Linked DNA regions of Mus musculus: all the other regions are linked to region 1. The links are chromatin loops, found by intact Hi-C in ENCODE. Cell type or tissue: heart. All regions are shown on one strand. Region 1 holds the start of Coq7 (demethyl-Q 7). Region 2 holds the start of Knop1 (lysine rich nucleolar protein 1). Region 3 has its middle 22 kb from the start of Gm35083. Region 4 holds the start of Tmc7 (transmembrane channel-like gene family 7).

Evidence for each region. Peaks named below come from ENCODE experiments on the same cell type or tissue, not always from the same donor. Only the 100,000 strongest peaks of a DNase experiment are listed, where the experiment ranks them.
Region 2: it touches region 1 in a loop (2.1-fold over the local background); 2 of 42 quality-filtered maps call a loop at or near these places.
Region 3: it touches region 1 in a loop (3-fold over the local background); 13 of 42 quality-filtered maps call a loop at or near these places.
Region 4: a loop joins it to region 1, with 3.0 times the contacts of the local background. A loop is called at or near these places in 8 of 42 quality-filtered maps.

Annotation. Positions count from the first base shown.
Region 1 is chr7:118,528,732-118,536,731 of GRCm38, reverse strand. Coq7 (demethyl-Q 7) reads left to right here and starts at 3,376. Exons shown (of 6, transcript NM_009940.3): 1 at 3,376-3,553; 2 at 6,995-7,173. The coding sequence starts at 3,481. Tmc7 (transmembrane channel-like gene family 7) reads left to right here. Exons shown (of 16, transcript NM_172476.4): 16 at 1-888. In heart, no CTCF peak of the experiment used is centred here; DNase peaks (open chromatin) are centred at 3,421 and 3,651; H3K4me3 peaks cover 1,868 bases; H3K27ac peaks cover 1,969 bases.
Region 2 is chr7:118,852,576-118,860,575 of GRCm38, reverse strand. It overlaps Knop1 (lysine rich nucleolar protein 1), which reads left to right and starts at 4,578. Exons shown (of 5, transcript NM_023197.3): 1 at 4,578-4,953; 2 at 7,236-8,000. The coding sequence starts at 4,800. It overlaps Iqck (IQ motif containing K), which reads right to left and starts at 4,824. Exons shown (of 9, transcript NM_001374605.1): 1 at 4,615-4,824. The coding sequence starts at 4,801. In heart, no CTCF peak of the experiment used is centred here; a DNase peak (open chromatin) is centred at 4,815; H3K4me3 peaks cover 2,297 bases; H3K27ac peaks cover 1,685 bases.
Region 3 is chr7:118,301,133-118,309,132 of GRCm38, reverse strand. No RefSeq gene overlaps it. Among named protein-coding and RNA genes, the nearest start is that of Gm35083, 22 kb to the left of the region's middle. In heart, a CTCF peak has its summit at 4,133 (motif pointing left); no DNase peak of the experiment used is centred here; H3K27me3 peaks cover 272 bases.
Region 4 is chr7:118,579,815-118,587,814 of GRCm38, reverse strand. It overlaps Tmc7 (transmembrane channel-like gene family 7), which reads left to right and starts at 3,129. Exons shown (of 16, transcript NM_172476.4): 1 at 3,129-3,211. The coding sequence starts at 3,148. In heart, CTCF peaks have their summits at 1,639 and 3,135; DNase peaks (open chromatin) are centred at 1,794 and 3,154; H3K4me3 peaks cover 1,044 bases; H3K27ac peaks cover 954 bases; H3K27me3 peaks cover 1,589 bases.

The sequences.
Region 1 (8,000 bases):
CCATATCTTACATGTGTGAATTCGTATAAAGGGCCCTTGGTGAGGGGTGTGTGTGTGTGTGTGCATATGTACATCTGGAGGCGGAACTCATATCCTCAAGCTCTACACAATCATTTCCGTCATCTTCCATGAGGCTGTTAACCTGGGATATTTTTGTTCCTGTGGGAACATGTGCTTTGTAACATTTTCTTGTATTTTAAGATCTATGAGTTTTAAAGCCTAACAACAGGAGTTTTGAATAAACCAAAGTTTACTCCATTCTCATTCTACAAATCCTGGTTGCTGGCATTTTTGCCTAGTGCCTTCATGAAGCATTCTTGTCCTCACTGTGGCCCTGAGGATAATCTGCTGTCCTATGTTTGTAGGAATGGTAGATAAAATAAACAACATATTTTCTTTATTATAAAACAGATAACAAAATATGCCAATTGGTATGTTGGTTTTAGTTAGTGCTGCTAATGTGTGCACCTCCTACTTGAATATTTTAATAACTTGGAATAACCAGGCAATGTCTGTATAGCTTTAAAGTGCGGCTCTCTAACGGGTGTGTGTTAAACTCCTGATTCCGTGTCTTGAAAGTTTTAGAGTATGGTTGTCCTCAAACCCACAGACGCTCTTCATCACTGGTTAAGTGATGAAGAGAACTGCAATACTCAGTAAAGTTGCTCTTTGTCACTGCAGTTAGAGGAAGTAGCATTTTGACATCGATGGATGTGTTAGATGAGTCTTGTCTCCTCTTGGCTATTAAGAAGCCAAAGAAAAGCAGGTTTGTGTGTTTTGAACGTCAAAGACAATATCTTAAGCATTTTATATCTTGCTACCATTGAAAGCCACTGTTTGTATTTATTTTAATATTCTATAAATATATAATAAATATTGAAAGTAGCTATATATGTGTTGGGTGCGTGTTGTGAATACATATTTTTTAATTTCTCCTTAATAACATCTTGATGTTCTCTCCAAGTAGCTCCCTTTTGTAATGGCCATCTAGCCTTCCACAGTGGTAACACACATTTCCAGTAACTATGCAGTCACTGGTGGGTACTTGAAGTAGGTATTGTCATTCTTCCCCCATAGGAACACTGGGAAATTGAACTTTAAAAGCCTTTGCAAACATTTTCACTTCCCGTCTGCTACTATAGGCTCCGGTTCTGTTTTTCTTTCTCCCTTCTCTTTCCCCTTCCTCTCTTTTCTATTCTCTCTCCCCTCTGTCTGTCTGTCTGCCTGTCTGTCTATCTGTCTGTTTCTCTCTCTCCTTCTTTCTCTCTCTCTCCCTCTCTATTTCTTTCTGGCAGAGCAGACCTGCAGGTTCTCGCAGCCACGAAATGTTCTCATCTCAGTGAAGGAGAATCCAGTTAGACAGGTCTTTACTTTGCATTAACTGTTAAGTTGGCAAATCAGACCTCACAGCCAAAAATCTGATGGCAGCTAGCCACTATGCTCTAAGTATTTGCGAACAGAAGAATTCATTTTTTCCTGGGTGGTACAAGATCTGACCGTGTGAGAACTTCTGAACACATCTTTACTCTGTAGAGTGAGGCTTTACCAGAAACCTGTCCAGAGCATGAGAGGTACTTGAAACATGGGACATGCTCTTTGCTGTGTGACTGTGAACAAATTCCTTCACCTTCAGAGACAGTTCCCTTACACTTAAAATACAAAACTAAGACAAACTTGCTTTTATATTTCAGAATTTGATTATGGAATCACATATTCTTCGTTGTCTTTTGAAAATATGAAAGTGCTTACTATAAAGTATGAGAACATTGAAAACCACAGAGAAAAATCAAAATTACACATAAGCACACAAGTTTTTTTTAAAGAGGCACCAAAGGCCAGCCTGGATGACACAGCAAGTTGAAAGTCATCTGGATACAGGGTGAAATTCTTGTCTCATAACCAGAGTGGGGGAAGGGGAAGAGGGAGGAGGAAGGGAAAGAGAGAGAGAAAGAGAAAAAGAGAGAGGAGAGAGAAGGGAGAAGAAAGCAAGCAAGCACAAATGGAGGGAAGAAAGAAAATGTAGTAGTCTCATATTTTCCACTTAAATGTTCTATTTTATCCAAAGTTCTTTCAAAGTTCATTGTTCTAACACCCCTGGAAGCTCCAGAGGCCAAAGCAGCCATTTCACCAGTTTAAGGCAAGCCTGAGTGACATAATCAGATCTGAACTCGTCATTACATCCATTTCAGGGAGCTGCTAACTGTGCTCATGAGTCATAGTTTGTTAGCATTCTCTTGATGGTAACCTTTTTAAAAAACATGTATTTGTCTGTGTGTCACATGTGCAGAGAGTCCGGAGGAGAGTGCTGGGTCACTTGGAACTGGAGTTACAGGCCGTTGTTAGCTTCCTGCTGTGGCTTCTGGGAATCAAACCCAGGTCCTCTACAGGAGCAAGAAGTGTTCTCAACTTCTGAGCTCTCTCTAGCTCCAATTTTTTAACACTTCCAAAAATTTCCAGTAATAACTAGGACATACACCTCAACATTCTTTTATCTCTTTAGGACAGATCTAGAAGTGGAATGCACGGGAAAGGTTCTGAACATTTGAAGGCTTTGAGAGCCAGATTTAGGTTGAGTATTCCACAGGAATATTTAAGTACCCTCACTGCCGCTAAGGCCCAGTACTTGGGCTCGTCTTAATTTTAAGTTACTGTAGTATACTAATTGAACACTATAATTATATAGAATGGGTTAGTAGTTTCATTTATTTTACAGTAGCTATGAATCAAATACCCGCCCCCCTCCCGCCAAGGGTGCAAACTCTAGTTTTCCTAAAGCCACAGTCTCTAGTGGTCCTATAATAGGCACTGATTATCCTTGCAGGTATGGTTTTTCCCCTTATATACTTATCTGACTTGAAAATTTATTTCTATTGGCTAGATCCTAGCTGTCATATTAATGGATATGCACTTTAAAATGTTTAATGTATGTTACTAAATTTTCCTTCCCTCAACACACAGCTATGTTCATCACTAATGTGCACTAGGCCATGAATAATCCAGTAAAGGATGAACAATGAAGCAAATCTCAATATAAAAATTGAGAAGGAACGGAAAGTAACGGGAAACAAACTGGGAAACCCACAATTACACCGAAAACTGGCATGTTTTACCAGGTAATTGCTGACTTTCAGGTGTAAATCGGCTCTTAATAGAGAAAAATAATCTCCATAACGTGGAGGAAACAACAGTGACCTGCGGGTCGCCTTTCCAAGACAGGGAGAAACCCTAACCTAAAATGCCTCTCCAGGGCAGCTCTGCATCAACCCTAAGAGCCGACCGGGCGCCTTCACGACGTTACAATGATCGACAGGGGGAAGACCCAATAGAGTACGTGAATCGGTCATTTCTAACCAATCGGGTGTAATCCAGGGCCTAGGGGCGTTTCCTCTGGCTCTCGGTCCGCGGCATCTATGCGTCATCACCCTGAGTCGAGAGCACGATTGGCGGGGCGTTTGGACCATAGCTGCATTGTCCGCAGCGATGAGCGCCGCCGGAGCCATAGCGGCTGCTTCCGTGGGACGCCTGCGCACTGGTGTCCGGAGGCCCTTCTCAGGTACCGGCCGTTCGGGGTCGTGGTTCGGCGCGGGGCTCTTCGCCGGTGACTATTTGCAGTGGAGGTCACGGATGTCACGGGGAGGACGTCTATACGTCACAAGCGCGCGACATGGGGGTGGGGTTTGTAGTACGTCTAGTTGATTGATAGGAACGGGTGAACTTCTGCAGGATGCCCTGCCGGGGAACAAGTGATTACCAGCCTGTGATGTGACGTCAGTGCAAGTGTGGAACTTGAGTGTCCTGCAGTGTCCCTCCGGTCTCCACTCGGGACTTTCTCAAGCAAAGTAGCCTTCCGACGACAGCATCAATCTGTTATAAATGCAGATTTTCGGGTCCCCCTCATTATCCACTGGATTGATAGGTTTTAGAGTTTTAAAAAGTGTGTGTGTGTGTGTGTGTGTGTGTGTGTGTGCGCGCGCGCGCGCGCGTGCGTGCGCACAATAATTAAATTCTAGAGAGGCCAGAATTGGGGTTTGAATCTGCAACTAGAGTAACAGGCAGTTTGTGAATCCCTATATATGGGTGCTGGGAGCCCAACTCAAGTCATTTGCAAGTGCAGTACACATTCTTAACTGCTGAGCCTTCTTTTGAGCCGTAGAGTCTCTGTTTTTATCAAGCCTCTCATGGGACTGTTTGTATTGCAAAATATGGTAAGCTTTGAATTTGGAATGGAGAGAGGTAGGTTTGGATTCAGGTCTGATTCATCCGAGCTGCCCCAGAAAATCGTGGTCATTTTCTCGAAACTAAATCTTCAAGCATTAGATTTCTATTTTGCCTGAAGGCAATATTGTTTGGAGGTTTGAGATGTGTTTTTGTTTAACTACAACTTATTAAGTAATTTAATTGAAACTACATCCTTTTGGTAAATAATAAGCCAGAATTGTCTGCCCCCAAATGGATGAGTAATCACACACACACACACACCACCACCACCACCACCAATACCATGAGAACAGCTATGAAACTTCATTAGATATTGTTGTGTGTGCCTTCCAAGGCTTGAGTCCAAGGTTGTTTTTCTTTCTGGAAGAGAAGAGTGCTTAGCAAGTGTTTGGATATTTTTCAAGACATGCCAGTTATAGAGATGTTTTCCTTGGTGATAAATGGATCAGAAGAGACTTTTTAAGAGCCTCTTAGTATGTAATTTATGTGTCCATAAGCCACTTAAAATCTTCTCATTTGCCACTTAAAATCTCCCAGATACCATGGCTGGAACAGCACTCTTGAGAGCTTCTAGCTCTGCGATTCAGCTTTATTTTAAAGTGTGTAACAAGGCAGTCAGGTCTCAGGGATGTGAATTTTAAGGTTCCTTGCTAACCCAGTGAACAGGTTAACAATAAGAATCACTTGTTTTCATTTATGAAGTAACTTAGTTTCCTTTGTTTCATATACCCTCATGATAATAATAATTAAAAAAAAACCTTAAGTGTGTGTCTCCTTAAAAAAATAAAACTAGCCTTGCTACTGGATAGGTTTTAATTTGGTTTTGAGACAGCCTCTAGCGCTGGCTGACCTGGACCTTGCTTGTTCACCAGGATATCCTTCAATTCACAGAGCTCTGCCAACTCATGCTGGGATTAATACCTATACTGATTTCTTAGGTAAAAGGACAAACACTACCCTCTCCCAGTCATTGAGTGCAGAAGTTGTGTTTGAGAGAACATTCCAGTGTGTTCTCAGTTATAAAGAATCCTGTTTATCACACCTCAAAAGCCAGCCATATAAACTTGGCCCACCTGCTCAGCTCCTTGTTATTCTTCTTTTAAAAAAAAGATTTATTTTATATATGTGAACACACTGTAGCTGTCTTCAGACACACCAGAAGAGGGAATCAGATCCCATTACAAATGCTCCTGAGCCACCATGTAGTTGCTGGGAATTGACCTCAGGACCTCTGGAAGAGCAGTCAGTGCTTTTAACCGCTGAGCCACCTCCCCAGGCCCCTTGTTATTCCTTAATATACTTTTTAAAAAGGAGTACTGGGTTGCCTTGAACTTTCTTTGCTAAAAAGTAAGAGCACAAGCAAACAAGATTGTGTTGAGAAATACAACTGGCTCACCAAGTCTGTCTCCAGACCCTGCTTTCTGCATGGAGACAAGCTGGCCAGAAGCATAAGCCCTTGAACTTGGACACAGAAATGCAACAAGTTCCTGATTGTGTCCCATCACTGTCCCATAAAATATGGGCCTCAAACCGTAGAGCCCCACTGTCTGAAGACAGTTTGGAATGGTTGGTGTCTTACACTCGGCAGGAGAGCTGAGGTGCCGTGTCTGCTCCACAGACTCTGTCCAGTTAGAGTCAGTGAGCTGAGTGAGGCAGAGCATGCCATGCGCAGTAGACCAAAGCCATTCTCCTGCAGAATCCACGTGCCTTTGCACACACAGCGCTATTTGTCCCAGGACTGTTGATGTAGCTCAGGGCAGGCTTAATCTCCAGCACCATGATAAATAGATACAGCATTTAAAATTCTACTTGGTAGCAAAGCTCACGTTCCCAACGACGGCATGCATACACACCAGATACTCCAATCCTGCCCCGTGGCCTTGTGTCCAAAGACCTTAAGCCTTCTTGATGAAAGAGCCAAAGACGTATGGGAACTTTTCCACCCCTTTTCTGGATGTTGAAGTTTGCTTAGGTGAAAAGAAGTGTCTTCCAAAGACATGGTGGTCATAGCAAGCAGAGAGCCTGCAGCACTTTAAACAGGGTGCAGCTAGAGTGACAAACCAGAGGGCCTGTGGGTTTCCGTTTTTATATGGAATAAACACACATTACTACAGGACCCTTCTGGGATGAGGTAAACATTCAAGATCCTCTAATCTGGAGCTTGGAAGTATAGTGAAAGTGTTTACATTTGAAGAAGAGTTTAGTCTGAGGTCAAACCTTGTCAGGCAGGGTCTCAGTCACCTGCCCGTGGAATTGGTGTATTAAAAGAACGTTGAAGCCTCAACTTGGGATGCCAGGCTTTGTCCCCTGAGCTTTTTCAGAACATCAACACTGGCCGCTTCCCAGGGAGACTTAGGGAGAGCATTATAGATAGCTTTGGGTGCACTCCAGGGGCTTCTGCTGTACAGCTTGAGAGGGGAGCCTCCCTTTCCTGAAACAGCTGTCACGTCAGCTGCCTTGTGAGGACAGATTTCGGTCCTTCCAGATCGCCATATGTTTAAAGTAAATCCGGAAACCCTAGTCTTTAGGTGAAGTCTTTTGGGTTTGAGCATTGCAGGTGATAAAGAACACACACTGGTAGATGTGTCCAGCCCTCAGGCTTGTCTTTCATTCTGTCGGCAAAAAGGCAACAGGCCAGCGATATGACTCAGTGGGTAAAGGTGCTTGCTTTCCAGCACAAGGGCCTGAGTTCCATCCCTGGACCCCACAACTCCGTTTTCAGGAATGTCAGTGTCCTGTGTGGATAATGAGACGGACACTTGCTTTTTCATTGCAGAGTATGGAAGAGGCCTCATCATCAGGTGTCACAGTTCGGGGATGACCTTAGACAATATTAACCGGGCAGCCGTGGATCGAATAATTCGGGTGGATCACGCTGGTGAATATGGAGCAAACCGCATCTATGCAGGGCAAATGGCCGTGCTCGGTCGGACCAGTGTTGGCCCTGTCATTCAGGTGGGTTCTTCCCTGAGTCTCAGCCCAGTCTGTTGCCCTGGCAGTGTATCTGAAGCCCTCGGGCATCACTTTTGGCTGTGTGCTCCAAAGGGAGGCACTTGGAACAAAGCACTTGCTCTGTTGTCTAAAAGCACAGATATGCATTGACTCTGGCTGGGTGTGGTGGTGCATGCCTATAATCCCAGCACTTGGGAGCTGGAGATAGGGTGATCGCTGGGACTTTGAGGCCAGCCTGGTCTACATAGGAAGTTCCAGGTCAGAAAGAAAAAAATGGAGAGAGGGGGAAAGAAAGTAAGAGAGAAAGAAATTGGGTCTGGAAATTGGGTGTATTTGTGGTGTTAATGTTTCATTGCAGAAAAGGCTGAAAGTCCCTCCATTAGAAGAATGTTCCATGTGCCAGGAGGTTGTTGTAGGCTTGTCCTAGCACAGAGTATCAGAGAGAGGGGTTAACAGCCCCGAAGATCTAGGTTTCCTTTCCAGATCTCTCATCTACTTCTGCGACCCTGAAGAGGTCACCTGACCTCTAGGTTTTCATTTCCCTGTGTGCACACTAGCCTGGTAACCCCCACCTCCCTGGGTCTGGCTGGGGAATAAACCAGATCCTGTTGTCACCATGACACATGGCAGCTTAGATCCCCACAGATCCCAGTCCCCAGAGCTCATCCCATGTGTAAGATGGTGGGTGCCTGCTTGTGGCCCTGCACAACTCTCCTGTGAAGAGTCCTTCATGCCAGGAGAATGCCTCTCATTGCATGTCCTGTTTTCTATTGAGAACAGTCTGCGAGTTTTCAGGACACAGTTTTGTTGTTGTTGTTGTTAGTTTTTTT
Region 2 (8,000 bases), 320 kb before region 1:
TTGTTTTCTCCAAACTGTTAAGAACTGCTTAAGAAAATCGGGTATGTTGTTTATAGCCCTTATAATCTTTCTTTTTAAAAAAAGATTATTTATTTTATGTATAAGAGTACACTGTAGCTGTCTTCAAACACACCATAAGATGGCATCTGATTCCATTACAGATGGTTGTGAGCCACCATGTGGTTGCTGGGAATTAAACTCAGGACCTCTGGAAGAGCAGACAGTGCTCTCTCTTAACAGCTGAGCCATCTCTCCAGCCCCTATAATCTTTCAATTACCAAAGAGTTTAACTAAGATTCACTGATTAGGGGAACTTAATGTTATCTATATACAGAATGAACCCTAGTCTAAGAACAACTGGGGCTGAGAGCCGAGGAAGCCCAGAGTGAGCAGAGTCCTGAAGTAATGTGTGCTATTATCCTGGACACAGCCAGGTCAAGAACACCAGAGCCTCAGACCCATGGAGCAAATGACAAAGCCTTTTCTTCTAGTCTGTGTGGATATTGATAATGTGTGCAGAAAGTATCCACACCATTCTTCCACTAGATGTCCACAGCCTGAAGACTGTTCCCCTATAGGGAGTGCTCCTACTGAGATCTGCTAAACCTCTCCTTGACCTGCTCTAAACCACAGACCTTGCCTCCTTGTTTATCTGCAAGAACCTCTCCTCCCTGTTCAACTTTATAAACACGCTGAGCTTCTGGATGCTAAGGTTTCTGCAGCGGAGAGCCCAGAATGTCCTACCTGTGTCTTTTCTCCATTCCCTCATTGTCCCAGTCAGGTCCAAGCAAAGGTCATGCAGGAACATGGTAGGAATGGATATCATTTTATATATCAAAGGGGTGCTGAATCTTTAGGGATCATAGCAATGGAGGCAGTTAAGATAAACTGTACTTTTGGACTGGGTTATCTGAGTAAAAGGCAAAGACATCCCCTAGATGGAAAGTAAGCCACTGGTGTTTAACACTGAGTCATGTATGACCCAATAGGGAGGTTTCCAACATCAGTAGATACTTGTTACTGAGGCAGGAGAACAACTACATAGGGCAGTAGGGTGGAAGCTACTCTGCTCTGGGTTGGAAAGGCAGTGGGCATGGAAATGGTGTGAAAAAGGTAGTGTGTTTCTTCAAGAAGCCTGACTTAGAACAACGAAAAGGTGGGAAGTGGACTCAAAATGGGGCTGTCTCCTGTGATCACAGATCAAGGTGTGTGAAGAGATAAGCTAGCAGAGATGTGAAAGATGGCGACACGGAGAGGAGGAAGTGATAGACTGAGATCCTGAGAATAACAAGACAGTGGCCCCAAAGCCCAAAAAGAGCATTAAGTCATGAGTGATAGAACGTGTCTTTCTTTGTTTATGGATCAAATGAGTGTTGGAAGTTTTTGTTTGCAGACAGCGTCTATGTTGGCCTGGCTGGCTTGGTGCTCATTCTGTAGACCAGGATGGCCTCAGGCTCAGAGATTACCTGCCTCTACTTTCCAAGTGCTGAGGTTAAAGATATGCACTATGTGTGTGTTAGTATAAAGAAGTTGGATTTCTTGTCCACTCCCAACTGCAGGCATCTTCTCAGTAAATGTGTCCTGTGCTAAGTGGGAGGACTATTTATTTGGGCTAAAACTTGGACCAGTAGACATGGGAGGTGGGAGAAGATGCTGATGAACACTGATTGATGAGCAGAGCCCAGAGCTGGTTGGTGTCATTTCCCCTGGCTTGCTCAGCTGGTCTGTTAGAGGAAGAAGAACTCATTCAGAGCTGACCAATGCTGGATGAAGGACCTACTTTCTAAAACACCAAGGTTGCTGAGCTGGAGAGTGATTAATTGATGAGCCAAGGACAGCAAGAGGATGCTGATAGCAGTAATTGCAGCAGTGTTCAAACAGGAAACAAGGAGCCTCTAATGCTTAAAACCATTAACATCACAAACCACTACGATTTAATTAGAAGCACTGGAAGGAAGTTTATTGATAATGATACAAACAATGTTGAGAATACAAAGGCGTTAGTCGTTGCTAGAATGATGAGGAAGAACACTGAAGAACATTTATAAATAAGTTATCGGATAGGCAGGCAGGTATACACACGGCAGCCAGGGAGGAGAAAGGAGGTAAGCTGGACACTCAGCGATGCTACACCTTGTTTTCATGAAATTGAGCTTCTGCCAGGGCTACTGGCTGCAACCATTATTTAATGGATTTTTCCTAATAGAGTGTAATAACTAACTTCAGGGATAAGCTTACCAGAAAGCATACACACTTTTTCTTTTTCTCCCTGCCCTTTTTCTTGCCTCTTTGGAGAGAGTCTATATAGCTCAGGCTGGCCTCAAACTCTGGGTCTTCTAGTGTCAGCCCCTCAAGTGCTAGGATTACAGATGTACACAGAACACCCAGCATCATGCTTTCTCTAAGAAGCTGAATACACTCCCTAAAGGCTTACTCTACAAGCCTATGTTATATGTGTCAGAATTAGATTATTCATTCTTCCAGTTAGCTTCAGCAGTCAACTTGACACAGGCCAGAGTTATCTGAGGAAGTCTCCACTGGTGGACCGCTTCAAACCTACTGACCTGTGTGGGCATCTCTGTGAGCATTTTCTTGATTGTTCACTAATGTGGGCAATACAAGCCCTGGGAAGGTGGCCCTGGGTTATGTAAGAAAAGCTGGCTTAGTAATAGCCAGGGGAGCCAGCCAGTAACTAGTATTCTTCTGAGGTCAGTGCTTCAGGTTCCTGCTTTGAGTTCCTGTCTTGGTGTTCTTCAACAATGGACTAGAACCTGTAAACTGAAATAAACCCTTTCCTCCCCAAGTTGCCTTTGGTCAGTGTTATCACAGCAACAGAAAAATAACTAGGACAGTCATCTAGGTTGAAGTCACAGTGGCCTTGTATAAAATAGGTCATCTCTACCCCCATTGCTCAACAGCTATTATTTTGTAAGTGACATCAATTCCCTTGCTTTTCAGAGAGCACTAAAACCCTTTGTCCTTGCTTTTATCCAGGTATAACACACCCCACAGAAACTGATTCCACAAGAAAAGACAAAAAAAAGTATCAATATTTATGACCATGTATTGAGCCTTTCAAAGTCCAGAGCATCTTCTCATTATCTCACTTGGTTCCCACTACAGCCCTGTGAGGTAGGAATTATCCCCCTCAAAGAGCACCTTCCCCAGTACTACTTGTGATATTACCAATTTGACGGGGCAGCAACACTGCTGTGGGCTAGTGGTCCTGGACTGAATAAAAGGAAGGAAGTGAGTTGAGCCCCAGAATCCATCTCTGTTTCTTAGTTGTGGATGCAAACGGGACCGGCTGCCAGGAGCCCCCACTGGGATGATGTACCATATCCTCAAACTGTGAGCCCAAATAAGTCTCTGAGTTGCTTTTGTCAGATATTTTTCACAGCAATAAGAAAAGTATCAAACTATACAATAAACTGTACTATGAAGATCTATTGGCTTGGAAAAGTGAATCCTCTGGGTGAAAGACAGTAAGTATATAGACACCTGAATATTGCTGCAGATAGTTCCTCGGGTAAGGACCCTAAGGGTAGAACTTACAAGAACATCAGGGTGAAACCTTTTCTCTAAAGCAAAGGTTACAGGGAAGGAGTAATGCAAGCCCTGTGGTCTGGGAGGACTGACTGACTCTTCTCTTCTTCCTCTGAACTCACCACTTCTTCCAAGTCACCATTTTTCCCTCTATACACTGACAAATTCACTGTTTCCATTCACGAAACATTTACTGACCTGGAACTATTCCATAAATATTGCTATTTAAATTTATCAAAATTAAGTAAAATAAGAAATTTGGTTCTTCTAGTCTGCCAGTCCCAAATTACACCCCAAACCCATTTAACAGCACAGATTATTGAACGTTCTATTAGTGTTGTATTGGACAGCCAATGCCACAAGAATGAAAATCTTTCAGTAGCTGGAAGGCTGAGGCAGGAGGATACTCAGCTGGAAGCCAGTCTGTAGTCCAAAAAGGCGAGAGAAAAGGGAGAAGGGATAGACAGCGGACTTATTATGAATGAATCTGTGTCTCTTGCCTTTGAGATCTGGAGGCTTTGGAATGAAGGAAAACTAACACTCTTCCTGTAACCTAGGATCTGTGACTACGTGGTTCTACCTCCTAACACCACGACATAGGTACCATTGTTATGCCCGCTGTACGACTATTACAAGACCCCATGACCAAGGTTCGTGGGCTACAAAGGAACAAGTGATCTAGCCTGCTTGTGGGGCTTCAGAAAGGCTTTGGGGCAAGTGGAGATCAAAATCTATTTGTCCACACCAAAATACTTCCTGAGTATCACCGGAGCCTGTCTACAGAGTTCATTCATTCCCTGCTTCCTCGGGCGATCTGCGGGCGGTCCGGGTCTCTACCCTGAAGCTTCACACTACGCAACTCTCTGACCGGGTTTCCTTCTGCGAGCCTGTTGCCTGAGGTCGCACCGGAATCCAAGACATACGCCAACCTCTTTCTCCGCGTGTGGGCCTAAGGCTCGGCTCCTCCGCCCGCGCGCGTCACCCGCCTGGCGCACAGAGGCTTGGAACGCGCGTCCCGGCGGGTCCCGCCCGCGTCCCGCCCGGCCCGACCAGCGGCGGGGCGCCTACCCTCGCAGATCTGATCCCATAGGCTCTTCCCCGGCGGCTCGACGACCTGCGGGGGTGACACGAGCACTTCGGGAGACCCGGGCGACACTGCGGGCACCGGCGTGCGCGTAGTGATCGGCGAATCCGCGGAGCCGCTCGCCTCCTCACGCAGCACGCTGCGGCTGGATACAAGTCTCGGCGCCGCCATGGACGCGGTTTCTACAGCAACCCAGGGCACCGGGAGGCCGCGACCCGGAAGGAGAAGGATTTCGAGGGGGCGGGCCAGAAAGTCGAAGCTGACTTCCGGATCGCGGCTGCGCGGCTGCTCACGCGGGGACGCTTGGCCTGCTAGCGAACCAGGTGAGTGCGGGTGGTTTGTGCGGGGCCCCGAGGAAGGTGCTGCACGCTGGGGGAGAGGAAAACAAAGATAAGTCACCCCCAACTCGCCTGCAGCCCTCGGTTTCTCTCCAAGCCGTCCCGCCTTGGAGTAGGCATGGGGATGATCCTGGCTAGCAAGCAGCCTGCGGTTGGTGAGGGCAGCACACGCTCCTCTGGCTCGAGTCCGTGTTTTGCACCTTGTTGACTTTGAGACCTAGTGAGTTACAGTCTCCGAGGCCTGTGAGGCTTATTGGTCACACTAACCCTATCCACTGCTGCCGCGGGAATTTAAGAGTGCCTTCACACTGGGCATAGTGGCCCACGTCTATAACCCCGGCACGCGGGATGCAGATCAGCCCTAGCGACGTAGTCAAACTTTGTCTCAAAAACAAGGCGCTTTTGAAGAAAGCTTGTGTTTGCAGGTGATGCAGTGTAGGTTCGGTTCCACTTCTCGCGAGTGAAGTACAGTTAAAGGGATGGAAAAGAGTATGTTGCTGTTGGCTGAGTGGCAAAACAAAGAAGTGGGTTAAGCTGACGCCTGGGACCTTTTTGTCCGGGTTATTTTTCGTGATCACTGGCCCTAATCCTGTAGAATCATCATGGTCTTACTTGATACTGGCCTGTCGGGACTTGTATCTTTCTCTCCTTTGTGAGTCCCCTTCCTATGTCCTCTAAAAGTCAGTATGTCTTGAGGCCCAGTTATGTTTTCTTGTTAATTATCATCCCTGAAGTCCTGTTTATGTCGTCTCTGTTGGCGAGAGTGACTTCCTTGCCTCAGCCCTACAGTACACATGCTGAGTGAGTTATATCAAGGCAGCTGTTTCATCCAGCTGCCCAGTCACCCTCCACTTCTGCCTCAAGGGTTGACTCTACCATCCTATTGGTCAAACTGGAAAACCATGTTCAATATTATGGAGTTGAGAAAAATGCCACCATAATATTGGTGTATAAGATTATACATGTCTGTGGGGGCATCTTCTTTCTTTCTTTCTTTCTTTCTTTTTTTTTTTTTTTTGGTTTATCTGTATAGCTCTGGCTGTCCTGGAACTCACTTTGTAGACCAGGCTGGCCTTGAACTCAGAAATCTGCCTGCCTCTGGCTCCGGAGTGCTGGGATTAAAGGTGTGCGCCTAAAGCAAGGTGAGAGTGGACTTGATATGGCTCAAGTCTGGCCTAGATCTTTGAAGCTGCCCAGAGCAAGCTGAATCCTTTGTGGAGCATGTTAGCGCCGAAGCCAAGGAGAGGTGCAGGATAGAGAAGCTCCTGGACCCTTAATTTCCACCTCTTTCCTTAGAAGCCTCCCATGTTTTGTCTCTAGTCCACAGAGTAGCAAGAAGCATACTGGTGATCATAGTGAAAGCCATGTATTGAATCCCCGGCCACTTGTCGTAAGTGCTTCTGTTTTTCCCGAGGAAAGCCAGGTAATGAAGGTTTCCATGTGTTATGGCCACATGTTAATTCCTAGCAGTCACTTTGAAACTGAAGACAGTGCTTGCAGCTGTCTTGTAGACTGAGATAGCCCAACTTGTGTACCTTCTGGTTCAGCCTTTATATGGATGATAAAACCGGAGTCCAGAGGGGCCAAGGGTATAAAGCAAGGAAGTGTACCAGTGTTTCTATTTGACCCAAGAGTTTGGAGTCCTGGCTGGGGCTTGTCTCTCTTTGCCACGTTGTTTAAGTAGCTTGGGATGGTAAGAGTTGGAACAGGGGGATTCCTTTGTAGACCTAGAGCAGGAACACTCGACAAATGAGCCAGAGGAAAGAGCTGACTATTAACTGTGCCATTTATTGGATCTGGTGGAAGACTGCTTGGATGTTCTCTCTGCTTCATCTGGTTTTTAAAAAAAAAAAAATGTCATGGAAGCCAGCTAAAGTCTTGATCACAGCTGTGTCTTGCAGTGCTGGCTTGAGTAGGCGCTTGGTAAATATCTGTTGAATATAGGTCTGTCTGGAGGTTTCAGGGAGATGGTGGACAAGGAATCAAGTGCTCAAAGCCTTTTCTCTGGGCTTTCCCGGCACCTCTCTGAGGATGGATGTGTTCTTTCCTTCCAGAAAAGGAAAGTGACGTGCAGAGAGGTGGGGTGATAGAGTCAAACTGAGTGAGGAGTTTGGATTTGAATGTAAGGCCATCTGCATTTGCACTTCCTGCCATTTAATTGTCTTTCCTCCTGCTCCCAAGGAATGGGAGCTGTTTCCCTTTCTCTCGGACCGCAGGCTGGGACTGGGTAGAATGGTAAACTGCATTATTTCTGTTTTTCTTCTCAGTAATGGTCAGCAAGACCCAGAAAGCAGACCTGGGCCCACAACTCCCAGAGAAGAAGAAAAAGAAGAAGAAGAAAAAGAGAGTGGTTGCAAATGTCTCAGAACCAGAGACTCAATACTCAGTCTTAAACAGTAATGATTATTTTATAGACGCTTCTCCTCCGAGGGCCACGTCCCCTTCTAACAATGTGGATGAGGTGCAGATCCCCGAGATATCACTGAGCAAGAGAAAGAAGAAAAAAAAGTCCTGTAGCACTCACTTGGAGGAGTGCCTGGGGGCTGAGCCTACACGGGCAAGGCAGAAAAAGTCACCTAGCCCTAGAAGGCAGGCCCTTGAGCAGTCAGCAGAAGGCCTCATCAGAGAGAAGAAAAAGAAGAGGCGGAAGTCCTTATCAAAGGCTGCCTCCCAAGGCTCAGGGCTGAAGACCTCCCCAGACCCCAAGCATGCCAAGGAGGTAAGCAAAGCTGGTAGGAAGTCCAAAAAACAAAGGAAGGAAAAAAAGGTTCCTGACACGGAAGCCCTTCCTCCCCAGGACGCTTGGCTCTACGAGGCTGGGGATTCCCTGCACTCATGCTTAGAGGGGGCAGAGGCAGAGGAACAGGCAGCCTTGGGGCAGAAAAGGAAGCAGGGGAGCCCCAGAGATCACAACATGAAGAAAAAGAAGAAGAAGACCCACCAGGAGGGAGACATCCTCCTGGTCAACTCCAGGGTCTCTGTGGAGAACAGCCTGAAGAAAGGGAGTAAGAAGTCAGTCAAAAGTGAAGCTT
Region 3 (8,000 bases), 230 kb after region 1:
GTCAGACAAGCCTATACAGTACTCATCCTATTTTTATTACACTAGTTTATTATATGTGTGTTGGCATGCTATAGAGGTCAGAGTCCAACTTTTAGGAGTCTCTCCTTCCTAAGGAGATTTAGGGTTCAGGAGTAAACCCAAGTTGTCAGGGCAAGATCCTTTACCAACTGAGCTGTCTCAATGGCCCCTCTATGACATTCTTTAAAAGACAATACTACACTGACATAGAATATATAAGAACTTGCAAGGAACCAAGAGAGGGAGGAGAATGTAATTATAAAAGAATAAATGGGAAGTTGGGGGTGGGCAATGAAACTGTTTATATTCTCATGGTGACTAAAGAAATCTCTACATGTATTAAAATGTACAGATATGCATTCCAAAAAGGTCAGTCATGCCGTGTGATCATTTTAAAATAAATAGTTTGTGATAACTATTATCACAACCAGGCATTTACTAAATACCTATCTGGAAACAAGCCAGATCCACGGGTGTTTGTTCAAGTCGACGTGATGAAGGCTGGGGCTGTAGCCCAGTAGCAATCGCTTGCCTGGCAAGTGAGAGTCCTGGACTCTAAAGCATCATCATCACCAACAACAACAACAAAAAGGATGTGAAAGAAAAAGCTGCCATGGGCTGGCGAGATGGCTCAGTGGGTAAGAGCACTGACTGCTCTTCTGAAGGTCCTGAGTTCAAATCCCAGCAACCACATGGTGGCTCACAACCACCCATAATGGGAATGGCATGTCTGAAGACAGCTACAGTATACTTAACGTATAATAAGCAGGAGCAAGGACTGAGCGAGTGGAGTTGACTGGAGCGAGTGGAGTCAACCAGAGTGGGTAGAGGTCCTAAAAAAATTCAATTCTGAACAACCACATTAAGGCTCACAACCATCTGTTCAGCTACAGTGTACCTATATACATAAAATAAATACATTTTTAAAAAGAAAAAGAAAAAGCTGCCACGTTCAGGTCCACCCTCATCCTTAAAACTTGTGTCTTGGGGCTGCTGGCAAGGCGGTCTAGTGGGTAGGGTCACGTGCTGGCAAGCCATACAATTTGATTCCCAGAACCCACGTGATAGGAGATAACTGATTCCCGAAAGCTATCCTCTGACCTCCATACACACACACACACACACACACACACACCAAAGTAAATAAGTGTGGAAAAACACATTTTATAAATTTCTTTATGGCAGTAACTAACCACCGAAAGCCATAAGGAACAATGGCAGCAGGGAGCAGCCTAAATCAATTTGTCATCCATATTGATTATGCTCTGTGCTTCTGAAGGCCATGGACAACTTGCTGGGCAGGCCACACCCATTGCCTATTCCTTCGTGCCCCCACCTAACATCTCCACGAGTTTGCCTCCAGACGAGCGAGCGTGGCCTGGTAAGCTGTAAAATCCATCCAAAGGCAAAGCTGATGTGCGTAATCCAGTCTAGCTGACAGATGTACGCCATCGAGCCTAGAGCCGACAAAATCTCTACTCAGGACCTGTGGTCATTGGGCCTGGGTGTGGCTCGGTCCGTAGAGCACTTGCCTAGCACCGTTTAGACCTGGGTTCAGTCTCTAGCACGTACTACATAAACCAGATGGTATGGTGGATCTGCTTAGACACAAGCTCATTCTAAGCTACGTTGAGCTCAAGACCCAGTTCAATATATGGGTCTCTGCCTCTAGAATAGCAGTTCTCAGGTTGTGGGTCACAACCCCTTCGGAAGTTGAACAACCTTTTCATAGGGGCCACCTAAGACCATCAGAAAACACAAATATTTATATTACAGCTCATAACGATAGCAAAAATTACAAAACTTCAAAAAAGTTTTAAAATAGCAATAATTTTTGTTTTATTTTATGAGACATGGTTTCTCTGTGTAGCCCTGGCTATTCTGGAACTTGCTGTGTAGACCAGGCTAGCCTCGAACTCAGAGAGCCACCTGCCCCTGCCTTTTGAGTATTGGTACTAAAGACATGTGCTGGGGCTGGTGAGATGGCTCAGCGGTTAAGAGTGCCAACTGCTCTTCCAAAGGTCCTGAGTTCAAATCCCAGCAACCACATGGTGGCTCACAACCATCCATAATGAAATCTGATGCCCCCTTCTGGAGTGTCTGAAAACAGCTACAGTGTACTTACATATAATAAAATAAATAAATAAATATTTTTTAAAAAGACATGTGCCACCACTACCCAGCACAAAAATAATGTTATGATTGTGGGCTACCACAACCTAAGGAACTATATTAAAGGGCCACAGCATTCCGAAGGTTGAGAATCACTGCTTTAGAGCAATGCAGAAAGTTATAGTAGCACACAGAGGCAGGTGGACCCTGTGAGTTCCGTAGCCAGACTTAGTTGTCCTCTGTGTCTACAGTGGCAAGTACAGGTGCGTCCCAGAACCTACCCCAGAACTACTGTGACTGACCCAGGAACGGCTGTGACTGATCCCGGAACCTCTATGACTGGCCCCGGAATCACTATTACTGAGTTACCTTCATGGCAAAGAGACTTTGTAGATCTCATGTGTTCTTAGTCTTGAAATGGAGAAGTTACCCTGCGTTATCCAGTGAGATGCAAGAGAGTTCCAAGAGTCTCTAAAATCCTGGGTGTGGTGATGCACACCTGTGATTCCAGCATACAAAAGTTAGTGATGCAGGAAGATGATAAGCTTTAGGCCAACATAGGCTCCATAGCAAGACCTCATCTTAAAACTTAAAAAAATGGGCTGGAGAGATTGGCTCACGTGGTGGCTCACAACCATCCATAATGAGATCTGATGCCCTCTTCTGGGTGTCTGAAGACAGCTACAATGTGCTTAGATATAATAATAAAGAAATCTTAAAAAAAAAAAACTTAAAAAAATAAAATTAAAATAAGGAAGAGGTAGGAAAAGGAACAGATCAAAGAAATTGCATGAGAGCCGTTTAGAGGGCTCAGCAGGCAAAGGAGCTTGCTGTGGACCTGATGGCCTGAGTTCAATTCCCAAGACCCACATAGTGGAAGGAGAGAACCAATTGAAGAAGAAACTTCAACTGCTATTGCTGGCTTGAAAAATGGAAGAGAGGGGCTGGAGAGATGGCTCAGCCGTTAAGAGCACTGACTGCTCTTCCAGAGGTCTTGAGTTCAAATCCCAGCAACCACATGGTGGCTCACAACCATCTGTAATGGGATCCAATGCTGGTGTGTCTGAAGACAGCTGCAGTGTACTCATATACCTGAAAACATAATCAGGTAGAAACCACTGCACCCCTGAAACCTACAAAGGGAACACTGTCCTGCCAATAGGCATGTTAGCTCCTGAGACCTACTTTGGATTTCTGACCTGGAGACCTGTAAGGTAATACTTTGTGGAAAGTGTTTTTAACTTATTTTGGCAAAACATACAACATAAATATTACCACTGTAATTCTTTTTTTCTCAAGATGGGGTCTCATGTGTCGCCCAAGCTGCCCTCAATTCCCAAGCTCCTAGGGTCTAGAGTAGATGGGTCTGATGGTGCTGGCCACACCCAGCTTAATTTTCATGGTCAGCTCAGTGCAGAGTAAGAAACCTCACTCCACCATCTCTCCTCTAAGGTCCCTCTCGTGCCTAGAGAGCACATTGAAGCCATCTTTGTGTACTAGCCCATTTTCCTCAAGAACTGAGCCCACAAATCTACAACAGCACTGGAAAGAAGAGAACCAACCATTAAACTTTTTGATGAGCTGTCTTTTGATTTTTGAGAAAGGGTCTCATATTCCAGGCTGGCCATGGAATGACCTTCGCCTACACACACACACTCTCCTGCTCCCCCCTCCCTCTCCCTTCTCCCCCTCCCCCTCCCTTCCTCTCCCCCTCCCCCTCCCTTTGTATCTCTATCTCACCGGGCCTTCACCCAAACTCCTGTAATTCATAAGGTTTTACAGGAAAAACCCAGGCTTCAGGAATGCTTGACCAGCAAAAGCCAAGTCACCTCGATGAGTTTTAAAGGGACCCCCCAGGATATTTTTTAATGTGCTGTCAACATAAAGTCATTGCTCAAACTTGCTGTGTTGTTCATTAAAACAGAGGCTTTAAAATGTAAAGCCACGGTGATGAGACGGTTCGGGAGTTCTCGGCCGTGTGTTAGCCTCGTGCGCCACCTGCTGTTAGACTTGAGAACATCAACACCATGTGGTGCTTGGTTTAGGCCTTGGGTTTTGATGTGGGTTGGTTGGTTGTTGGTTGGTTGGTTAGTTGCTTGCTTGCTTGCTTGCATGTGTGCTTGATTGGTTGGTTGGTTGATTGATTGATGATTGATTGATTGATTGATTGATTGATTGCAGTAGTAGCCCACTTGTACTCAGCATCCTTCATGTTCTGATTTCATTTCTTCAATAAACACATAAAATGAAATCCATTCTAGATAAGACTGTATTTTGAGGAACTGACCATTAAAACTTCCTGCTTTCTACCTTCTACCTTTTGCAAAAACAAAAAAACAAAACAAAAAAAAAACATAAAAATGAACTGATTTCGAAATTGCCATTTGAGAGCAATTGCTAAACACTTACTACATGCTAAGCCAAATGGGGTTAGCCAACTATAGCTACAAGCCAAATTTGTGCTTTCCCATTTTTTGTTAAAGTTTTGTTGCTTGTTCTCTCTCTCTCTCTCTCTCTCTCTCTCTCTCTCTCTCTCTCTGAGAGAATGATGCTATATATCCCAGACTGGCCAGTAACTCTCAACCTCTGGCTTCCCCTTGGGTATTAGGCTCACCACTCCTGACTTAGTAAATAACATTTTCCTGGAGCACAGCCACGTGTGTCCCTACATAGCTCTGTTATTTTCATGTCCTGAAAAAATATGAAATTACTCTCCGGATCTTTGTAGTAAAAGTTAGCTCAGGCCTTGGCCAAAGTATTCACAAATCAGGCTGTTTGGTTGGCCCTCGGCTACTCTTGGTAAGAGTGTAGCTGTTTTTAAATGTGTGAGTATGTACACACGTGCCTGTGAGCATGTGTGCACACACACAAATGTGGAAGTCAGCGGGCTGTGTGTGGTCAGTTCTCTCCTTCCACATTTATGTGGGCTCAGGAAATCGAACTCAAGTTTTCAGTTTTCATGGCAGCAATTTTCATGCATTGAGCCATCTCTCTACCCTAACGATGTACCTCTTGCCACCAGATTTTGTTTGACAATTTACAATTGATCAAATGTAATCCTTTGACCAACTACAAGATCATAAAGATCAAGCTGAGATGACTTCAAATTCTTATTCTTATTCTTGTTTTTTGTTTGTTTGTTTTTTGTTTTTCGAGACAGGGTTTCTCTGTATAGCCCTGGCTGTCCTGGAACTCATTTTGTAGACCAGACTAGCCTCGAACTCAGAAATCCGCCTACCTCTGCCTACCGAGTGCTGGGATTAAAGGTGTGCACTACCACGCCCGGCTGACTTCAAATTCTTGATCCTCCTGCCTCAATTACAATGCCAAGATGTCAGGCGAACACCTCACACCAGCCTAAATTGTAATTTTTTTAGTCCGCTAATGATATTAACCCCAAACATGACTTGTGGTTTAGATCACAATCATGTCAAGATTTAACACACTAAATTATATTAGAGATATTTGAAGGGGCTAGAGAGATGGATCCATGGCTAAGAGCATGCACTGCTCTTGGAGAGGACCAGAATCCAGTTCCCAGCATCCATGTCAAGTGCCTCACAGTCACTTTCAACTCCACCTCCAGGGAGATGCAATGTCTCTGGCCTCCTGGGATGCTTCACTCATGCACATTCCCACACACAAATACACATGCAAACACATTCCTAAAAATGATTTATAAATAAATATTTTCTAAGAAAGAAACTGAACTGAATATAATGCCACACGCCTTTAATCCCAGCACTGGGGAGGCAGAGACAGGAAGATCTCTGAGTTCAAAGCCAACCTAGTCAGCAGAGTGAATTCCAGAACAGCCAGGGCTACAACAAGAAACCCTATCTCAAAAAGAAAGAAAGAAAGAGAGAGAGAGAGAGAGAGAGAGAGAGAGAGAGAGAGAGAGGATGGGAGGGGAGGGGAGGGGAGGGGAGGGGAGGGGAGGGGAGAGGAGAGGAGAGGAGAGGAGAGGAGAGGAGAGGAGAGGAGAGGAGAGGAGAGGAGAGAAGAGAAGAGAAGAGAAGAGAAGAGAAGAGAAGAGAAGAGAAGAGAAGAGAAGAGAAGAGAAGAGAAGAGAAGAGAAAATGTGGTCTCAGCCCTGGCGAGCCTCAGTCTCCTGGAAAATCCTGCTTCCTAAAAAACTAGGCCACGCGCTGGCGTAATGGCTCAGCGGGTAAGAACACTAACTGTTCTTCCAAAGGTCCTGAGTTAAAATCCCAGCAACCACATGGTAGCTCACAACCACCCATAATGAAATCTGAAGCCCTCTTCTGGTGCACAGCTACAGTATATAATAATAAATCTTTGGGCCAGAGAGAGTGGGGTTGACTGGAGGTCCTAAATTCAATTCCCAACAACCACATGAAGGCTCACAACCATCTGTAAAGCTACAGTGTACTCATATACATAGAAATAAATAAAATAAAATAAAAGTCATTATTAAAAAAAAAAACAAAAAACAAAAAACTAGGCCACAGGCTCACACTAACATTTGCTTGGCAACTCTATTTTGTATTCTTTTCCTAATTAACACAAAAACTCTGTCACTCAACTTTTGGTAACTTCTTTCCCTCATCTCTTCTAAAAGACTCTCTTGGGCTGGAGAGATGTCTTAGAGGTTAAAAGCACTGACTGATCTTCCAAGGTCCTGAGTTCAATTCCCAGCAACCACACGGTGGCTCACAACCATCTGTAATGAGATCTGATTCCTTCTTCTGGTGTGTCTGAAGACAACTACAATGTACTCATATAAATAAAATAAATAAATCTTAAAAAAAAATAAAAGATTCTCTTCGGAACAATTAAAATAAACTTTGACACCTGGCAACAGATGATTTGTTTAAAAATAATGCCTTCTAGTTGGGACACGGTCAGTGTTCCAGGCTCTGTCTAGCATGCACAGAGCCCTAGGCTCCACCTGCAGCCCAAACGAAAAGTCATCCAATCATCCCACTTGTAACAGTGCAGCTGCAGCTGCCAGCGGCAGAGTCCCCAGACTCCAGGGAAGCTGAAATGACCCAGGGTGCCCAATGACACCACACACACTCATGCCACACACACTCAGGCCACACACACACACAGCACACTCACACCACACACACACACACACCACTCACACCACACATACACCACTCACACCACATACCACACACACACACACACAACATACACACACACACCACTCACACCACACAAACTCATGCCACATACACCACATACACACCACTCACACCACACAAACTCATGCCACACACACCACACACACACACACAAACCACACACACACACCACTCACACCACACACCACACAAACTCATGTCACACACACCACACACACATACATGTCACACACACACACCACACATACAAACCTCATACACATACCACACACATCCCTTACACACAACAAAACACACACACACACACACACACACACACACCCATAAGATCCAAGGATCATCTCTAGAGAAGAGGCTTCTGGTCAGATGGAATCTCAGAAGCTTTTGTTGTTGTTGTTGTTGTTGTTGTTTTCCTACCAGAGGATGGATTCTCAGATCTCACTCTCAGGAGTAAGACTCACAAGATAAAACTTCATGGTATAACCCAAAAGGTCCGAGTCACCTGGCCCCTCCCCCTCTCTGATTGCCATGTAATGCTCCCCCTGGTTGTGCAATGGTGATTGTCCGCCCATTCTAGCAATTGTTGCCTCCTCCTGGATGCCCTCCTTGTTTTTCCTATGCCTGCTCTCCTGTTTGTCTGTGTTCCCACAGGGCACTCGGAGCACACCACAGGTTCCCTCACTTGAGGCCCATGGCTTATGGGTCTCTCTAGCCTCAGCACCCAGCCCAGCGCTAGGTGGAGCTCAGTGAACATCT
Region 4 (8,000 bases), 51 kb before region 1:
CACAGACGCTAATCCTTTGAAACCATAATCCCCAAATAAACTCTTTCTTCTATAAGTTGCGTTGGTTGTGGCATTTTATCACAGCATTAGAAAATTAACTAAGGGGCTGGTGAGATGGCTCAGCGGCTAAGAGCACTGACTGCTCTTCCGAAGGTCCTGAGTTCAAATCCCAGCAACCACATGGTGGCTAACAACCACCCATGATGAGATCTGATGCCCTCTTCTGGTATATCAGAAGTCACCTAATAATAATAAATGAATCTTTGGGGAAAAAAAAGAAAAAGAAAATTAACTAAGTGCTAGGCGTGGTGGTACACACCTTTAACCCCAGTACTCGGGAGGCAGAGGCAGGTGGATTTCTGAGTTTGAGGCTAGCCTGGTCTACAAAGTGAGTTCCAGGACAGCCAGGGCTATACAGAGAAACCCTGTCTAAAAAAAAGAAAAAGAAAAGAAAAAAAAGAAAAAGAAAAGAAAAGAAAGAAAGAAAAGAAAGAAAAGAAAGAAAGAAAGAAAGAAAGAAAGAAAGAAAGAAAGAAAGAAAGAAAGAAAGAAAAAGAAAGCTAACTAAGGCAAGGCAGAGAGCTCCTGAGATGTAAGACCCAAAGGTGACCTCTGGTCTCCACATACTGTGCATATGCACCTGCATAAACACAAAACACTGCACACACTGGTGGCAGCAGCGGCGGTGGTGATGGTGATAGCATCCATTGTGATTCCTCTCTCTTTCCCTTCTCTGCCCCCTCTTTGTTTTTGACACAGTTCTCACTATGCAAGCTAGCCTCAAATGAACACATTCAACTCAGTGATCTCTATTTTCTTATTACAAATACAGTTTTCTGGAAGAGTTGACAGTGAAGTTGGTCATGGTGGTACACATTTGCAATTCCAGCACTTAGGAGGGGCAGGGGGAAGTTCAAGGTTACCCTTGGCTGTATAATGAGCTCATGGCCAGCCTGGGCTGATGAGACCCTAACAACAACAACAACAACAAAACAACAACAACAACACAACACTTCGAGGGTCTAGAGAAATGACTGAACAGTTATGAACATTGGCTTTCTTCCTGAGACCCTGGTTTGGGTCCCAGCACCCACATGGAAGCTCACAACTGTCTGCAACTCCATTTCTGGGGGACATGATGCCCTCTTCTGGTCTCCACTGGTACCAGGCACACACATGGTGTGCAGACACAAACATCCATAATCATAAATTAAAATTAGCTGGAAATAATGAGATGGAAACGTGGAAGTGGGTTGGAAGATGAAGGAAAGCCATAGGAAATGTTTCTATTTGGGGAGAAACAGCCCAGGCCCTGGAGATGGATTGCAACTCATACAGGAGTAAGCTGGTGCCTGCTGGAACACTCCTCACTACCATTGGGTCATATTCTTTATATTCTAGTTCAGTTTTCTTATTTATTTGTTTTGAGTCAGGTTTTGCTATATAGCCCAGGCTGGACTTGAACTCATAATAGTGCTGCCTCTGTCTCTAGAGCTCTGGAGTTCCAAGCCTGCGTCACCATGGCTGGCAATATTTTTTTAAATTAATGTTAATATCCTGTATTAATCATTCAGTAAGCCAGAGAAACTAAAAGGACAGAAACTATGTAAACAGCCAGAGGTCAGCAGACACTATCTAACTGACATGGGAGGATGAGGGCACAGTGTAGGAAAATTCAGAGGGTGAAGAGCACAGGGAGGGACACTGGGAAGCCAGGTGACCTTCAAACAGACGTGGTGATCCCGCTTGGCTGCTTTCACTGCCACTGCTAATGGTCTCCGGTGCCAGCTGGCGTCTGAGCCTTTTAGTAATTCTCAAAATAGCAGTCTTGCTCTGCCCTGTTGCCACCTGCTCGTCCCTGGTCCTCCTCTGATCCACTTTCTTTTTTTGTGGAGGTTCCTGTGTTGTCCAGGCTGGCCTTGAGTTCTTGGGCTCAATCTTCCCGCTTCAGCCTCCTGAGAAGGTGGGACAGCCACTCCATCCATCAAGTCCCAATTCCTCCTTGTTCCTTCTCCTCCTTCCAGACAGGGTATCACTATGTCGCCGTGGCTGGCCTGGAACTTGCTATGTAGATCAGGCTGGCTCACATTTACAGATCCATCTGTCTCCCAAGTTCTTCTTTTTAACTTTTTATTTATGTGTATGTGTGTTTGCATGAGCATGTACGGTGTGTCAGGTGCCTGTGGAGGTTGGAAGAGAGTTCCCTGGAGTTGGCGTTCAGGGTGGTTGTGGGTGTTGGGGATTGAACCCCAATCCTCTGGAAGAGCAGGAAACGCTCTTAACCAACGAAGCATCTCTAAAATCCCACTTTCTTCTTTAAAAGAATATTTTCCAAATTTCATTTATTCGTATTTCTTTTGTGCCTGTATGCATGCAGGGGACATCTGTGAGAGCCCATCTTCTCCTTCTACCCTATGGATTCTGAGGCTAGAACTCAGGCTGCCAGGCTTGGTGGCAAACACCTTTACCTGCTGATTCATCTTACTGGCCCCATTCATTACTTTAATTTTACGTTTTAGCTGTACATGTATATATATGTATGGGGTGTTGGTGAATGAGAACATTTCTAGGAAGAACATATGTAGCAAATCCCCCACCTGCCCTTCCCTCCGGTAACCATGCAAGTTGACTGCACCCTCTAGACAGCCATCTACACACACATACATTGATATATAGCGTGTAAGGTACACATTGACTGTCTTAGTTATGCATGTGTCACACACATACACACACACACACACGAACCCAAAGGGCAACGTTCCACACTTTCTGTTCCACACTTGCTACCAAGTGACAATTTACAATAGTGGGACTTGTAATCCAAGCACTTGGGAGGTGGAGGCAGGAGATTAGGAGCTCAAGGCCAACCTGGGTCTCAGAGTACCAGAAGAGAGGGAGGGAGAGAAAGAGAAAGGGGAGGGGAGGGGGGAAGAAGAAGGGGAGGGCGCACCGAGAGAGTAGGAAAGGGGAGGGAGGGACCAAGGGGAGGGGAGAAGGAGACTGAGAAAGAAGACTGAGAGGCTCCTGGAGGTAGCCGGTCCCCACCCCGCGCCCGTGGGAACGGCCCCGCCCGCCTCTGTGACGTCATCTGGAACCCGACAAGGCAGGGCCGCCGGCAGGCGGCTGGAGGGTCCTCGCCGAGCCGTGATGAGCGAGGGCAGCGCGGGCGACCCGGGCCACGGGTCCAGCCGGCAGCGGGCCGTACACCCAGGTAGGTCGCGGCGGGACCAGGCGTGCGGGGCGGCAGGGTGGCCGTCCTGGTCCTCCGCGGGGCACCGCTGCGGGGAAAGCGGTGGGCAGCGGATATGCCCGGCTAGGAGGCTCGCCTTGCCTTGCCTACCGAGCTGGAGAGGCAGTCCCCACTTTCCACGCGACGATTCACGGACCCAGGCCAGCCTCTAGATCGCCACGGTATCTTATTCTGTGAAGAGATTGTGACAACCTGCCCGCCCCAGCGGCTGGCCCCTAGATATTCCCTTTAGACCCACTCGAAGCCATTCTGTCTCTGGTCTTTATTGCTGTGTGAATTTTGCCAAGTGACTTGCCCTCTCTGAGCCTCAGATTGACAGAATAACAGTGAAATATTAACAAATGCCCAGCACAGCCCCGATTATAGCGAGGCAATAGTCGATGGCAGCCTACTTAGCACAGGAAAAATTTCTTTTTAGTTGTGTTAAATATACAGTCAAATATACAGCTTCCTGAGATTTTACAGAAATGTGTAAAGACGCCGCCCAGTAGATATAGTAGAGCTGCCAACCCCCTGGAGCAGGCTTCCTTGTACTTTGTATTTACTTTGTTTCTGTCTTGAGCCAGAACTAACAAAAGTTATCTGCAGTATGAGTTTCAGTGAGATTGGATCTACGAAGGCAAAGCTCAGAGAGAGGGCATTGGGCTCTTCAGCCTCCAGAAGAAAGACCCAGTCCTGGGACAAAGCTCTGGAAGCAGGGAAAAAAAAATCAGGCGAAGCTCTATGATAGGGTTTTCCCCTTTCTTGCTCAGCTCCAGCTCTGCTGATGTCAGCTTGTTTCAGCCCTTTGGTAACAGCAAGGGGCCTGGAATCCCACAGTGAGGGGCTGGGGGCGTGGCACCTGTAGCGTTTTTCCAGCCACCCCAGGGTCCCATGCAGCACTGTGAAAGCCCAATATCTTTCTGGGTGGCTCCCATGGTTCTTCCTCTTGTTCCAGCATGCTCGGTCTCACTTTGGGTCTTTGCTGAGAGTTGAAGGGCCACTCTAAGCAACCCCTGGACCTCTATAAACTGAGCCATCTCTCCAACCCCCTTGGTTATCTGCAAGGTTTTGTTTGTTTTGAAATTCCCGGGCTAGGTCTTAGAGCCTCACACAGCAGGACAAGAGCTCTCCCTCAGAACTACATTCCCCAGTTCTTTTTACTTTTTAAAGTTGTTTTGGTTTTTTTTTTTTTTTTTTTTTTTGGTTTGGTTTTGTTTTTGTTTTTTGGAGACTAACCCTCTGCAATTTGGGCCAGCCTTGGAGTCCTGCCTCTGCCTCCTGATGCTGGCCAGGCTGGCCTTCACCTCATGACTTGACCTCTCTGGGTGTCCTGGAACACAGGTGCATAGTGTCTGCCCTACACAGATGCTGTTTTCTGACTTCCTAATCTAGCAGCATGAGGTAGGACCTCTTTGGAAATGGACCCCACAGCAGCACTCCGAAGCAGCACACTGTAGCCGAGCAACAGTCCTGTGCTAGACCATGGTGTGCGCATTCAGGAGTGAACCCTCTGGGGTCTCTGCTTCCTGAGTCTGTCACTGTAAGGCTGTAGTCAAGGGGAACCTGGCTTTGCAGTCGCCTGCATCTTTGACTGGCCCTGGAGGGTCCTTCCCACCATGGCTTGATCAACCGGCCTACTCTGCCTTCTCAGGCTGGTTTTGACTTCCCCTCAACATGGCTCATATCCTCCCCAGAGCAGATGACTCCAAGAGAGCAGGCTGGAAGCTATTGTGTTCTGGGGTTCAGTCTTGAAGTCCGTGCCAGATTTCTGCAGCAGCTTCTTGGTCATCGTGGGTCACTTTGCCCAGTGTGAGCACCCAGACATTGGGAGTGTAGCTCTCTGGGGCCATTTTGGGGCCAGTGTTAAGAAAATTTAAGTGTTGACATTTATGGCTGTACTTTCTTGTGCTACGGGGCTCCTGGAAGGTGGCCCCAGTGTCTGACACACTCTGATGATAGTGTTTGCATGGAAGTCCCTCTCCACTGGTTCCTGTTTTAATGCCCGTTCCTCCCAGGCCCACCTGATGGACACTCCAGCCTGTCCATCCACCTTGGGGACCATAACCTTCCTTATAAGGTACATACATCTCTTCCTTCAGTGTCACTTCTTCCCAGAAGCCCTCTTTGATTGCCTCTTCCAGGCTGGACTCTGTCCCCTCCATGTACTCTCCTGAGGGGGAGGGATTCTCCCCCCCCCCCCAATAGTTTGTTTTGCAGCTCAGGCTTTCTCTGGGATTCACCGAGTAGCCCAGGCTGAGCTTGAACTCATGGTCTTCCTGCCTGTGCTCCCCGAGTACTGGCATGGCAGGTGTGTCCTTGCACATCTTGCTGATTCCTCCTTTCCTGTGTGTGTGCAGCCCTGGAGTAGAACTCCAGTCCTCACACGGGCTAAGCAGGCACTTGATCCCTGAGCCTCTCCCCCTTAGCCCGGCTTTGGGGACAAATGCGCTTGGCTCAACCCTGTTTCTCAGAGCTGGATTCATGCAAGTTTATGCAAATCACCTTTCTTGAGGCTTCATCTCCACATTTATAAGGAGATTCTGACAGGCGTACAACCCAAGGCCCTGTCCAGCCTGCTGGAGAGGAGGAGGGCTCCAGCAAAGCCTCCACCTGCCACAGCCACACAGCCTTCCTTCCCTGAATCCTGGCCACACCTCCCAATGTCTCTCACAGGCTCCTAGAGGCACACAGGGAAGCTCCGTTCACCAGGTGTCTGCGGACAGGTACCTGGCCTCCCCCTCTCGCCTCAGTTCCAGACTTCCCTCCCACTCTCTTTCCCGTCCTCTCTTCCATTTCTCCTCTCCTCCTTCTCTCCTGCAAGGAACATTTAATATTCTTTTCTCTTAAGCACTGAAAAACTTTTGTTTGTGACAAGAAATCAAAATATTTCTCTCTCTCCCGCTCTGAAACATTTATGCAAATGTCCTTATTTCCCTCCAACTGGCTAAAACTTGTTTATACAAAGGTCCTGCTGTGTTATCAAAATTTATTATTTTGTTTGTTTTGTGTGTGTTCGTTTGGTTGAGAAGGGTCTCAGTATGTAGTCCTTGGCCGTCCTGGAACTCACTATGTAGACCAGGCTGGCCTTGAACTCACAGAAGACCTCTGCCTTCGGTGTGTGCCACTACGTCCTGCCAAGTTATCAGAATTTAAGTGACCTCTATTGCCTTTGATTTCCTTTGCACTGACTCCTTGAAAACTAGGCAGTCATGAAAAACTTTGAGGTCCAATCCCAGACAATGGGGGCTGGGAGGATGGAATGGGGGTGGGGTGGGGGTGGGGTGGGGGGGTGGGGGTGGGGGAAGACACTGAATTACCACCGCCTGTGTTAGAATGGAAATGCAGTGAACCTCCAGTCCGGTGTGCTTGCTCGCCCAGTTTGGGTCTTGGTGCCCCCTTTTCACAGAAGAATCATCTTGCCAGGCTACTGTGCTCATGTGCCCCTCTGTGTGAGACTGAGAGTGTACGTCTCTAACGCCCTCTCACCCCATGTTGTCTCTCTCCTTCCTCCCTCCTCTTCTCTTTCTTTCATGGAGGTGTGATTCAGACAGGTTCAGCTGTTGTTCATCAGGGTGGAATGATGCAAAGCGTGTCCCCCCACCCCATGAGAACCCACTCTGCCTGCTCTCCCTCATCACCAGTAAGAATCCACTCTGCCTGCTCCCCCCCCCCCCAGTGAGAACCCACTCTGTTTGCTCCCCCTCATCCCCAGTGAGAACTCACTCTGCCTGCTCCTCCCCCCCCAGTGAGAACCCACTCTGTTTGCTCCCCCTCATCCCCAGTGAGAACTCACTCTGCCTGCTCCTCTCCCCAGTGAGAACCCACTCTGCATGCTCCCCCTCATCCCCAGTGAGAACTCACTCTGCCTGCTCCTCCCCCCCCCAGTGAGAACCCACTCTGTTTGCTCCCCCTCATCCCCAGTGAGAACCACTCTTCTTGCTCTCCCTCATCCCCAGTGAGAACCCACTCTGCACACTCAGGAGATTGCGGAGAAAACACCTTAATGATAACTCACATCCCACCCTGGCTGTGTCCAAAGAGGAGCCGGCTGGAACAGGTTTTACTAACATAGCCACTTTAGACAAGTGCTTTTCACCTCTGCTATCATCCTTAAACCTCTCCATTCCAGTCCAGGTCACACTCTGAACAATTTAAACAAGACAGGAGACTGCAAGTCTGGCCACTGGGGCAGATGGGAGATTTACAGGGTAAAGATGTTATTGGAATTATTTCTTAATAGTATTTCTTAACAACTGGTGTTCTTTTTGAATGTTTGTTACCCAGGTCCCTCTTGCCCACCTGGCAGGACTGTGCTTCTCCTGACCTAAATAAAAGCAGACCCGGACTTGGTGATGGCTTCAAACCTGCTGTGCCCTTGAGCTGCCCCTTGGGGGCGTGTTCTTTGATGTGGGAGTAGCCTAAAGGCTGGTTGTTAGTCAGGGCTGTCTCCCTTTGTTATGGCAATGAAGCCTAATTGGAGGTCAATCTTGGTGAACAAGCATTAGCAGAAACTTTCTCTGGAAACCCTAAACTTCAGTTATGGTACAAAATTCTTCTTCCTGCAGTTTCAGCAAGCCTGGTTAGTGTACTGCTAATATTGGAGATCTCCTTCAGCTAAATTCTACTTTGTGTAACCTTAGTATTTCCTTAGCAAGTTAATTAGTAAATCCCTCACTGCACCAATGTAACTAGTTTCTCCTGCATCAAGAGATGGTCTGGCTGGGTCTCACTCATTTCAGCACATCTGCATCACCCAAAGAGACCCGCC